3 separate regions of the Mus musculus genome follow, and all the other regions are linked to region 1. A link is a contact called in ENCODE Hi-C or POLR2A ChIA-PET data. All regions are on one chromosome and are shown on one strand. Each heading gives the region's core, a stretch centred on a gene start or an enhancer-like site at or near the end of the contact. The rest is flanking DNA. Distances are from core to core; before and after follow the strand shown. Region 1 overlaps Tanc1 (tetratricopeptide repeat, ankyrin repeat and coiled-coil containing 1). Region 2 overlaps Tanc1 (tetratricopeptide repeat, ankyrin repeat and coiled-coil containing 1). Region 3 holds the start of Tanc1 (tetratricopeptide repeat, ankyrin repeat and coiled-coil containing 1).

The links. A loop is a pair of places that touch in the nucleus more often than their neighbours do. ChIA-PET counts read pairs that join two places held with the same protein, here RNA polymerase II (POLR2A).
Region 2: a loop to region 1 is called in a map of T-helper 17 cell, with 1.8 times the contacts of the local background. The contact joins two enhancer-like sites. A Hi-C loop is called at or near these places in 1 of 37 maps with a recorded cell type or tissue (T-helper 17 cell). POLR2A ChIA-PET finds 5 or more read pairs at or near these places in 1 of 5 experiments (embryonic stem cell).
Region 3: POLR2A ChIA-PET joins it to region 1 with 15 read pairs in embryonic stem cell. The contact joins the promoter of Tanc1 here to the enhancer-like site in region 1. POLR2A ChIA-PET finds 5 or more read pairs at or near these places in 5 of 5 experiments (Patski and embryonic stem cell).

What each region holds. Positions count from the first base shown.
Region 1 is chr2:59,696,652-59,699,785 of GRCm38, reverse strand. Tanc1 (tetratricopeptide repeat, ankyrin repeat and coiled-coil containing 1) reads right to left here. Exons shown (of 27, transcript NM_198294.3): 3 at 359-438. The coding sequence starts at 419. Among named protein-coding and RNA genes, the nearest start is that of Tanc1, 86 kb to the right of the region's middle. Within about 2 kb of position 1,690, at least 1 of the 3 ENCODE cell types and tissues checked has a DNase peak (open chromatin) inside an H3K27ac peak, as active enhancers do.
Region 2 is chr2:59,798,217-59,801,350 of GRCm38, reverse strand. It overlaps Tanc1 (tetratricopeptide repeat, ankyrin repeat and coiled-coil containing 1), which reads right to left. Exons shown (of 27, transcript NM_198294.3): 14 at 1,173-1,780. Among named protein-coding and RNA genes, the nearest start is that of Wdsub1, 83 kb to the left of the region's middle. Within about 2 kb of position 1,515, at least 1 of the 3 ENCODE cell types and tissues checked has a DNase peak (open chromatin) inside an H3K27ac peak, as active enhancers do.
Region 3 is chr2:59,610,498-59,613,631 of GRCm38, reverse strand. Tanc1 (tetratricopeptide repeat, ankyrin repeat and coiled-coil containing 1) reads right to left here and starts at 1,590. Exons shown (of 27, transcript NM_198294.3): 1 at 1,436-1,590.

The sequences.
Region 1 (3,134 bases), core at 441-2,940:
GGATTGGCTAAAGAGATACCTCTCAGAGCTTAAGAGTACAGCTGCTCCTCCAGAGGACCCAGGTTCAATTCCCAGCACCCACGTGGTTGCTTACAACTGTCTGTAACTCCAGTTCCAGAATATCTGACACCTTCATACAGACAAACATATGTACATGAAATAGGAGTAAATATTAGCGAAAAAAAAAACACAACACACAACACCCCTACACACACACACACACATACCACTCAGAGTACAGACCCTTCACGGCTTCCAGGATGCTGTTCGTGCTGAGCCTGTCTGCACCACCCAGCCTGAGGCAGTGGGATCTGGGTGCCCTGCGCTGCCCACCATAATACCTGCTCGGTGCACGTACCTGCTTCCTTCTTGCTTCCCTTTCCTCCCTCTCGGCTCTTCTTCAGCACAGCCTTCAGCATTTTCAACAGTCTTTTGTCTCTAAGGAGAAAAGAAAAAGAGTCAAATGTAGGGAAAAAAATGGGGAATGTCGTTTGCATATTGACCGAATGTGTAATCCAGGCTCAGAAAAGATCCCTTAGGATAACCTGAAGCGCCATAGATCTATGTTAGTTTCCTATGAATAGACATGTGGTGGGGAACAGCAGTAGAGACACAAGGAATGCTTTATAATGTTCAGTGAAGACATCAGAAGTTCACTGTCATGTTATAAAACTGACAACAGCCACGTGCAGTGCGTTCCCAGCATTCCACATCTAATTAGGTTATGGTAGTAAGACCTTTGGCATGGTGATATACTTTGCCAGCCCTGATTCACACACACACAAAAAAACAACAACTAAAAGAAACCATGAAATCTCAAAGATTAATAAGAAAGAAGCTACGTGGTTAGAAGAAATGTTTTACAGGTGCCACTAATTATAAACCACAAAAACCTTTCTGGAAGGTTACTGGTTTGGAGCATAACTCAAAAGCATCTGCAAACTAAATACAGATGGAGCACATTTTAACCCTGATGCCAGGTGGCCCAATTAAACAGTGCATACACTCCGGTGCATTTTTACTATATATAGTTATGACTTTGGGAAGGAGATGAGGGGAATGGGCTGTGGATTGCTGCTGAGTCCTTTAAAAAACAAAAATCAAAAAAAAAAAAAAAAAAAACAAAAAACAAAAACTGAACCAACTGCATTTTGCATGGGGGTGGTACCGAGTTTGTTAAAACAACACAATGGCCCCGGATTAAGGTGAAACTGGAAACCTTCTCTACAAGAGACAATGGGACTATTGTTTCCTCCTGGCGCTGATGAGCCAGGGAGAAGGCAAAAGCATTCACACAGCTCCAAAACCAACAAGGGTGGGGGGAGGGGGGAATAGGGGAAGGGGGGTGAGGGGGGTAAGGGGAGGCGGTGGGAGGAAACTTCCACCAGGAGAGGAATCCCACACCTGCCTCCCTAACTTGAAAGTGTCAGGTGGCCTCGTGTGACAAGCCACATCTCAATGCTGAGAGTGAAGTAGCTTTGGGGGGCCCTTAGAGAAGGATAAGGAGTTTCACTGTGCTACCATCACAGAGCTACAACATCAGCAAACAGAGTGACCTTTCTTATCATGTGGTCCAAGCCCGTATTTATTTTTCCAAGCCTTTGTTTTATCAACGAAGAAACAGAGACCTTGGGAGACTTGACTCCACCCACGAGTCACTCAGCTAACTAGCAGCAGGGTCTGATTCCTAATATGCAGGGTTCCAGCTGCACCGCCCTCCCGCCGCCCCGCCCCCCTCAGCATCCTCAGTAGGCTGCGGGGTGGCTGACTAGCCTCTCCTCTCAGATCAATGAAAGCGTCGGGCAAACAAACAAAACTGAAAGATATCAGGAGGATACTATCTAGAAAGCCAAAGTGGTTATTAGAGTTAAATCTTTTTTACAAACAAGCCTTTACACACAAAGGGATTGTGGCTCAGGCCCAATTCTGCCTTTGAAATGCTTCTTGAATCTGCATAGAACTTTCCAGACGGCCCCCCTGGAACCACAAGTTTCTCCTGACAGCCATGCTTTTTTAAAAAAAAAGTAAAGGGATATGGTATTCTTAAAAGGCCACAAAGGCCAGACATGGTGGCACATACATGTGATGGTCAGGAAGCCGAGGCTGGAAATCACCAGTTTCAGGTTAGCTAGGATTACCCAGCAAGATTGTTTTCCTAAGGACTTTTCGTTTGTCTGAATGTAAAGAAAGGGAAAGCAAAAATAAAACAAAGAGATGCCTAATAGGCACACAAATCTTTTTCAAATCAACTGTGGAGAGTTATTATTCAGTAAAGACCACACACTTGAAAAAAGAAAACATGCATGGTGGCTCATAGTTTGGTCTAGCACGCAAGTGTAATGTCCAAAATTAACCTGCAAACTCAACCTGCCCAGGAACTAGGTTAACTTCCTGGAATGCTGGGAATTGTAGTTCTTGAGAAATAATGCCTCATGGGAAAATAGGGTGGCCTACAGATTTGTCCTCAGAAGCCTCTGCAACTCGTGGCTTGAGACCATTCTTAGGTAGGAAAGTCCGGGGAATGGGCCTGACCAAAGTCCATCTCTTTGTCAGTGTTTAAAACTTAATAAATGCTTGCTTCAAGTTTGGCACAAATTGTAGAGTTGGTTTTTCTGGCAACTAGAAGGATTAACACAGGAGGTACAAGCACCCCAGTCTGTGGCCTACAGAGTGAATTCCAGGACAGCCAGGGCTACACAGAGAAATGCTGTATTGGAAAAAACCAAAACAACACCAGCCATGAGCTTGTCCTAGGCCCCCACATACTCTGTGGTGGCTCTTGGAGAGGCCTGAGCTTGACCCTTCGGCCATCTCAGGCCTCGCCTTGTCCACAAAGCTGCCCTTATTGGGCCACCAGGTCATTCTTAATTTACAGCAAAACTACCATGCTACAGAACAAGGTCTAGGTGACATTGAGTTTTGGCACCTCGTCCCAGACATCCTGCTGGCCTGTGTCGGGAGCACAGCTGTTTTTTAGGATGGTCACATCTTCTGTGTCAGCGGTGTTAGGTATAAAAGGCTATCAAATATCTACTGTAAGTTTCTCTTCCAGGTTCCCACTGTCTCATGAACAGCTGACTTGGGGGAAAGTTCAAACCCAGTGATAAAAGCTGTTCAGACAGTGCCTCGGAGAA
Region 2 (3,134 bases), core at 266-2,765, 100 kb before region 1:
TGTAAGACTAAGCTGCAGAGTATAAGGAAAACAGGCAAACCTTGACGGCGTTAGAATGAACAAGGACTGCCCGGAAGAAGACTTCGAAATGGTTGGAAACAAAAGAAAACAGAAGTCGTACTGAGGAGAGCGAAGTCAGCGCAGGGACAGCCTATGAAATGGGTACATGCACGAGACGCTATCCTGAGGTCCTGGTGACTACTGTGTGTCTGTGGTTACTATTCCTGAAGCAGCCACCACACTCAGATATGCTTTGTGCTGAACTGTCACCTCCGTTTAAAATGCAGCGTCATTGATGACTACCCTCCAGCTACTTCCTGCTCTAACACCAGCCGTCCACACCCTGTGAGTCTCTCTCTCTCTTTCTCTCTACAAACCCAAACTGCAGCTCACCTTGCTCAGAAATGATCTCTGTAACTCGGTGAGCAATGTCATCACTCTCACTTTGGCACCTCTGGTGATCTGCTTTGAGTAGCCAACCTGTAGCTAAACCAGGTCTGAACGATAATAAACCCTGAGTCCAGTGTTACCTAAAGAAAGTGCACCACAGGCCTGCACTATACCCATCACTACAGGCCGGGAGGGTGGTGGCCACGTGGCCTCCCAGGTACTCACTGGCCACTTCGTATCCAGACCCAATCATCTGGCCCGGTGCCCACCAAAGTCCTGAGGAGACGGTCCAGCAGCTTGCCAGCCCATCACTAGAATAGGAGGCAAACCTGACCCAAAGAGCTGCTCAAGAGGGCAAAGATGCAGGCTAGACAGACAGAGGGCTTGAGAATGGCGGAGGCCAAAGGCACGAGCCTCTTGACCTCTCACCTACCTTGTACTAGGAGGCAAGCAAGCTTGTCTCCCACCTTCCTGTGGTTTGAGTTGTGAGAACTGTACCCTGCCTGGCCTTGTCTGTGAGGAGACAGCTAACTGGATTATAGGGCTCCCCTTTCTCCTCACACATCTGTGCTAAATGGCCAAGGGATAAGGTGCTATATGGCCAAGGGTAGTCAGGAAATGGTAGGGGATTAAGGATCTAAGACAGACACATTCCCCACACCCACCCCTTCCCTGGTCACAGGCAAGCTTGCTATTCCCTAAAGCAGAGACATATTACCCACGTATGGCCCTGCCATACTGGTGGGAGGAGTCAGGTCAAAGGAGGGAAGCGCCTGCCATACCTGGGCTCACACAGGAAGGCTGTGCTTTCGCCATCCGCTCTCCACACCAGCCACTCTCTGAAGGACGGGTGGCAGAACATGCGGGTTTTGTCCCTCCTCTTAATGAGGAAGCAAGAGAGGGCCTCCATCCTCTGCTGGAAGTCCTCCCAGCCCTGCTCGCCTTGGATGTGGCCGGCGTTGATAGCCTGAAATATCTGCTCATCCGTCATGGGGTGGAGGGACGCAAGAGCCACGTTCAAAATGGGAAGGGCCCGGTCAAAGGCAGACTGGGTCATGAACTTCATGTTACACTGCAGCAGATAGAGCTCGGACAGAGACACAGGCACCACCTTGTAGCTGGCACTCTTTATGACCAGGTGGCCCCGCTGGAAGAGGTCCAGCGTGAGCTTGAGGTACAGGTAGGAACCGAGGCTCCGCAGCACCAGATGGCTGCTGACTTTGCTGATGAGGGCGGCGTCGGCCTTGCCATTCAGGGAGATGTTGCTGAGGATGTCCTGGCTGCTGTGGACCCTGTGCTGGACGTAGGCGTGCAGGTCACTGTGAATGTCCTTGTTGTCTGGAAAGTCGTCTAGGGAAAGCTTGACAAATGGCAGTGCACTGATGATTTCCTAGGGGGGGGGCGGGAAACAAAACCTCGCAGTGTTAGTCCGCAGAGTTTCCCCTTTCCCTTTAAAGCAGGCTCGCTCGTTCCCTTTCAAGGAGGATTTTCATGGATTACGGGGACTCGCTGTTTTGTATTAAAACATGTAACAGGATGAGGTACAGATAAAAAGCTTAAGTGAAAGAAATCCCGATGCGAGATAGGATCTCCCCCAAAGCCCCCCCTGAGGACTCTGAGCCAAGTGAGCAAGGGAAAGGGGCCCAAGGAGACAGCAGCAACCAGGCCACACCAACAAAGGGGCAGCGAGACCCTGCAGGTGACCCGATGCCCATAACCCCTGAGCAGCTGGTTCCAGAACAAGGGTAGACACAAACCGTCACTGCACATCTAAGAGCACAGCCAGACACTGAGACAAGAAGTGCCCTCTCTGCGCCAGACACCAGGGCTGTGTAACCCTACCAGGAAACAGGAGACTTCCCGTTCCCCCGGTGTCCCCGGACACCAGGCAGCAAAAATCACTGCCTGCTCCAGTACGGCATGTTCTCATCTTAAAAGAATTTTAAGCATTCTTTTTAAAACAAATTATTTTGTTTTGTCTGCATGTCTGTGTCCCAAATGCATGCCTGGTACCCACGACAAGGGTGTTGGATGCCAGGGAAGTAGAGTTACGGTGGTTGTGAGCCGCCATACGGGTGCTAGAAATTGAACCCAAGTACTACAAAAGAGCAGCCCATGTTCTTCATCACCAAGCCATCTCTCCAGCCCCAAGCAAACTGTTGGTTGACTCTGACTTGCACAGGGTCACGGACGTGAGGGTCATCCCAGATAAGGTCCTAACCCCAAGAAACAATTTAACTTCTCACTAACATTTCTGAAGCCCATGCCCTTGAAGGTAGTAATGGCAGGAAAACAAACGGTAGTGAGCAGCCGCTTCCATTTTGCACGGAAGCTAACCTTAGCACTACAGCAGAGGGATACAGGAACCAGTTCAAGTTTTAGCCCAGCTGCTAGGTTATGCTTAATGAGGGAAATACGACTGAAAATGGATGACCCAAAGGGTCATAAAAATAAGCGTGCCATTTAAATGTAAGGTTTAATCGCAAGTTTTGTTTTTTTTTTTTAAATTAGGTATTTTCTTCATTTACATTTCCAGTGCTATCCCAAAAGCCCCCTATACCCTCCCCTCCCCTCCCCACCCACTTCTTGGCCCTGGTGTTCCCCTGTACTGAGGCATATAAAGTTTGCACCACCAATGGGCCTCTCTTTCCACTGATGGCTGACTAGGCCATCTTCTGATACATATGCAGCTAGAGACACAAGCCGGGGGTGGGGTGGGGGGTGGGTAACTGGTTAGTTCATAT
Region 3 (3,134 bases), core at 341-2,840, 86 kb after region 1:
GGTGTGGGTGGAGGGGAGTAGCGGATCTGGTGTAAGCAGAGACGCAAGACTCCCTTCTTTTTCACCACAAAGAAAAACTAACCCTCTGTGCCAGCCAACCAGGTTTCTCCTGCTCTCCCCAGGCACACTAACTTCGTAGTCTGATGAGTCTGGCATTTCTAGAGTTCGCGACCTCAGCCACCCTGAGTCCTTTCCTGAAAGATCTTGAACCAGGAGCTAGCGGCGTCTGAACTCCTTTACAGGTTAAGACTCAGCCTGCCTTTACCTTTTAACCCGCCAGGACGCTACTCCGGGGGTCAAGTTCAAGATGAAGGTGCTCTCCTCACCACCCTGAGTTCACTCTGCAGGAAGCTGTATTACTCAGACCGGTCCCACTACTCCAGGCACAAGAATCTGGGGCTGCCAAGCCGGAGCCGAGGCAGCCTGAAGAAGACTGTCACAGCTCGGCGTCCTCCTCCCTCGGCCGCGGCACCGCGTTTCTTCTACCTGGCCATGGCCGCATTTCCTCCGGGAGCCTTTACACAATAAGTCAAGTAAGTTTTGGGAACTCCAGTCCAGAGATCTTGCTGACTGAAAACACGCTACACAATGCCCAGGGCTTCCTTCCCCGCCAGCCGTTCCGGAAAGCGGCCGCGCCGAACCCAAGGGCCCCCCCCCACACACACACACACACCCAAAAGTCCTCCAGGAAGAACCTGAATCCCCATAATGCCTCCAAAGTAACTACTCGTCGCCCAAGGACAAGGGGACTCGCAAACTTGACACGACCCTTCATTTAGCTGGCACTACTAAAAGGAAGAGAAAAAAAAAAAATCCTCAAGGTCTAATCCCAAATCATCACCCTATCACCAACACCACCAGGGAAAGAAATTGGCTTGCATCTGCGAGCCGCAGCCTGCAGGAGCGAATCACACACTTTCAGCTCACGGTGGGCGATACGATTCCCCACCCCACCCCCACCCCCGCTGAAGTTCTCCCGGGAACTTGGCGACCCGCGCGCGGCGACACTCAAGACCCCGCGGTGCCAGGCGCCCCGCCTGCACGTCCCCCTACTCCCCCCACCCAGGTGCCCGGCGCAGCCCAGGCCCTGTCTAGCCAAGGGACCGAAGAGGCGGGCAAGGGCCGGCTGGGAAAGTCCTGAGCGCCGCGTGATCCCAATGTCCCCCTAGCCCGGCTCTGCTGCAACCCGTTCCTCCGGGAGCGCAGGAAACGGCCTGCACCGACTCCCCGGCAGCGCCTAGCCCCAGGCCGGGAGCTCCGGCGTGCCTGCGCCTATTCCGGGAAAGCTCCCGCTGGGCCCGGCGGAGGAGGGGGCGTCCCGAAACTTTCCCACCAGCCTGGCTCTCGTTTCCCAGGCTGCTCTCCGGGACCCTTCCTTCCCCGCCCGCTGCGGACTCCCGGGGGCCGGCAGCGGCGCCCCGGCAGCGAGAGTTACCTGCCAGGAAAGTTTCCAGCTTTCGGCGCGGTTCCCACCCCGGGGGCCGAGCCTCAGGGCGCAGAGGGCTGGGCGCTTGGCGGCTGCGGCTCCTGCGGCTCCCGAGCCGGGCTCCCGCAGCTGCCACCGCGGAGGCAGCGCTCCGGCCCGTCCCCGCGCCTCGCTCGGCCCACACCGGGACCTCATTGGCAGCGCGAGTCCCCGCCCTTGCGCGTGTTCCGGAAGGCACCTTCCCTGTGCGCGCCCGCCGGGGCTGTGCCTCCCGCGCCCCTCCCGACCGGAGCTGCCCCGGCTCTGGGACCCGCTGGGGCGCCGCACGCCAACTTTCCTCCCGGCGCCTTCGCCCCCTCCTCACCCAGCATGTCCTCTGCGGGAAGCTAAGCTTTCCGGGAGAAGGTTGCTCCCCTGGGGCCTCGCCTGGACCCCAGTGGGACAGGATCAGAAGTGTGATTAGCCCTCTCCTCCTTTTTTTAGCCGTTTTAGAATCAGTAAAGTGGCTCGGCCTTCGGTCTGCGCTGCTCTCTGAAAGCATCCGAGGAGGACATATGGGAGCAATTAGCCAAGCTGAAGTTTCCGCGGATGCCTTAGGGTGGCTTTGTTGGCTTTTCTTCCCCTCGCTTAACTAAACACAAACAAATACACTTTCTTGTTCCAAAATGAGCTGAGAAAGATGGAAAGTGCATCTCGCCCATTGCACCTTTTTCTTTCTGGAAAGTTAAGTTGGGGTTGTTCCGGGGATCAGTGACTGCCCAGAGTCAGGGGCAGTCCTCCCTCCTCGAACTCTGTGGCTAGCAGTACTGTCTGGGCTAAGTACACTGGCCAGCGGCTAGCTTCCTTGTCAGGAGGAGGAGTCCTGGAGGAAGAACAGACAAAGATGCTATTATTAAGTAGGCTGGTGGCAGTAAATTAAACTCCCTAGTTCCCAAAATGTTTTGTTATTCCCAATAGAACAGAAGTTTGAAAATGGCCTAGGGAACTGGGAGACCTGGGTCCTCCACAACCTCCCAGGAATCCAGGCAGCCAATTTATATGTAGAAGGCTCAGCCCTCTCTATTCCCAAAAGCCCTTTGGGCCCCCTTTCTTTGCAGAAGGATCAACTAGAAATTCCAACAGGAATTGCACACAGGCCGCCCATCCGTGTAAGGAGAGTGAAGAATACAGAAGTTGCTATAAATGGGTTTATTGCCAACCCCTAACCTTTGCTGTGGCAAACCTGCCTTTAAAGACAACTGTGTTTTAAACAACTTTCCCTATAAAAACTTCAACCTCACATAGAGCTTCCCAATATAAAGATAGCTGCAAGAATGGTGTTTGCATTTAAAGTTCCTGTGAAAAGTGACAGGAAGCAAAAGGCTGCTCAATCTATCTCTCCATAATAAATAAAAGATGGTTCGAATGTGTTGGGTATTTTTCACTCGTATAGTCAAAGACCTGATTATCACTATATTTATAAGTATGCAGCGAACATATCCCAGCCTTTACTCAAGCAAATCATGACATGAATATTCAAAGCAAGTAAGGACTCCTGGTAAGCCAGGAAGGTCACAGACACCCCCTCCACCTCCAATGCTGGTTGTTAAAAACCAGGTTGGTGTTTGATTAACTTCTCTTGAAAAACAGTGTGTAAAACTGACCAGTCTTTCAACCACGGATGACAAAGTCAGACTACATGGATAAGACAATGACCCAAACAAAAGAC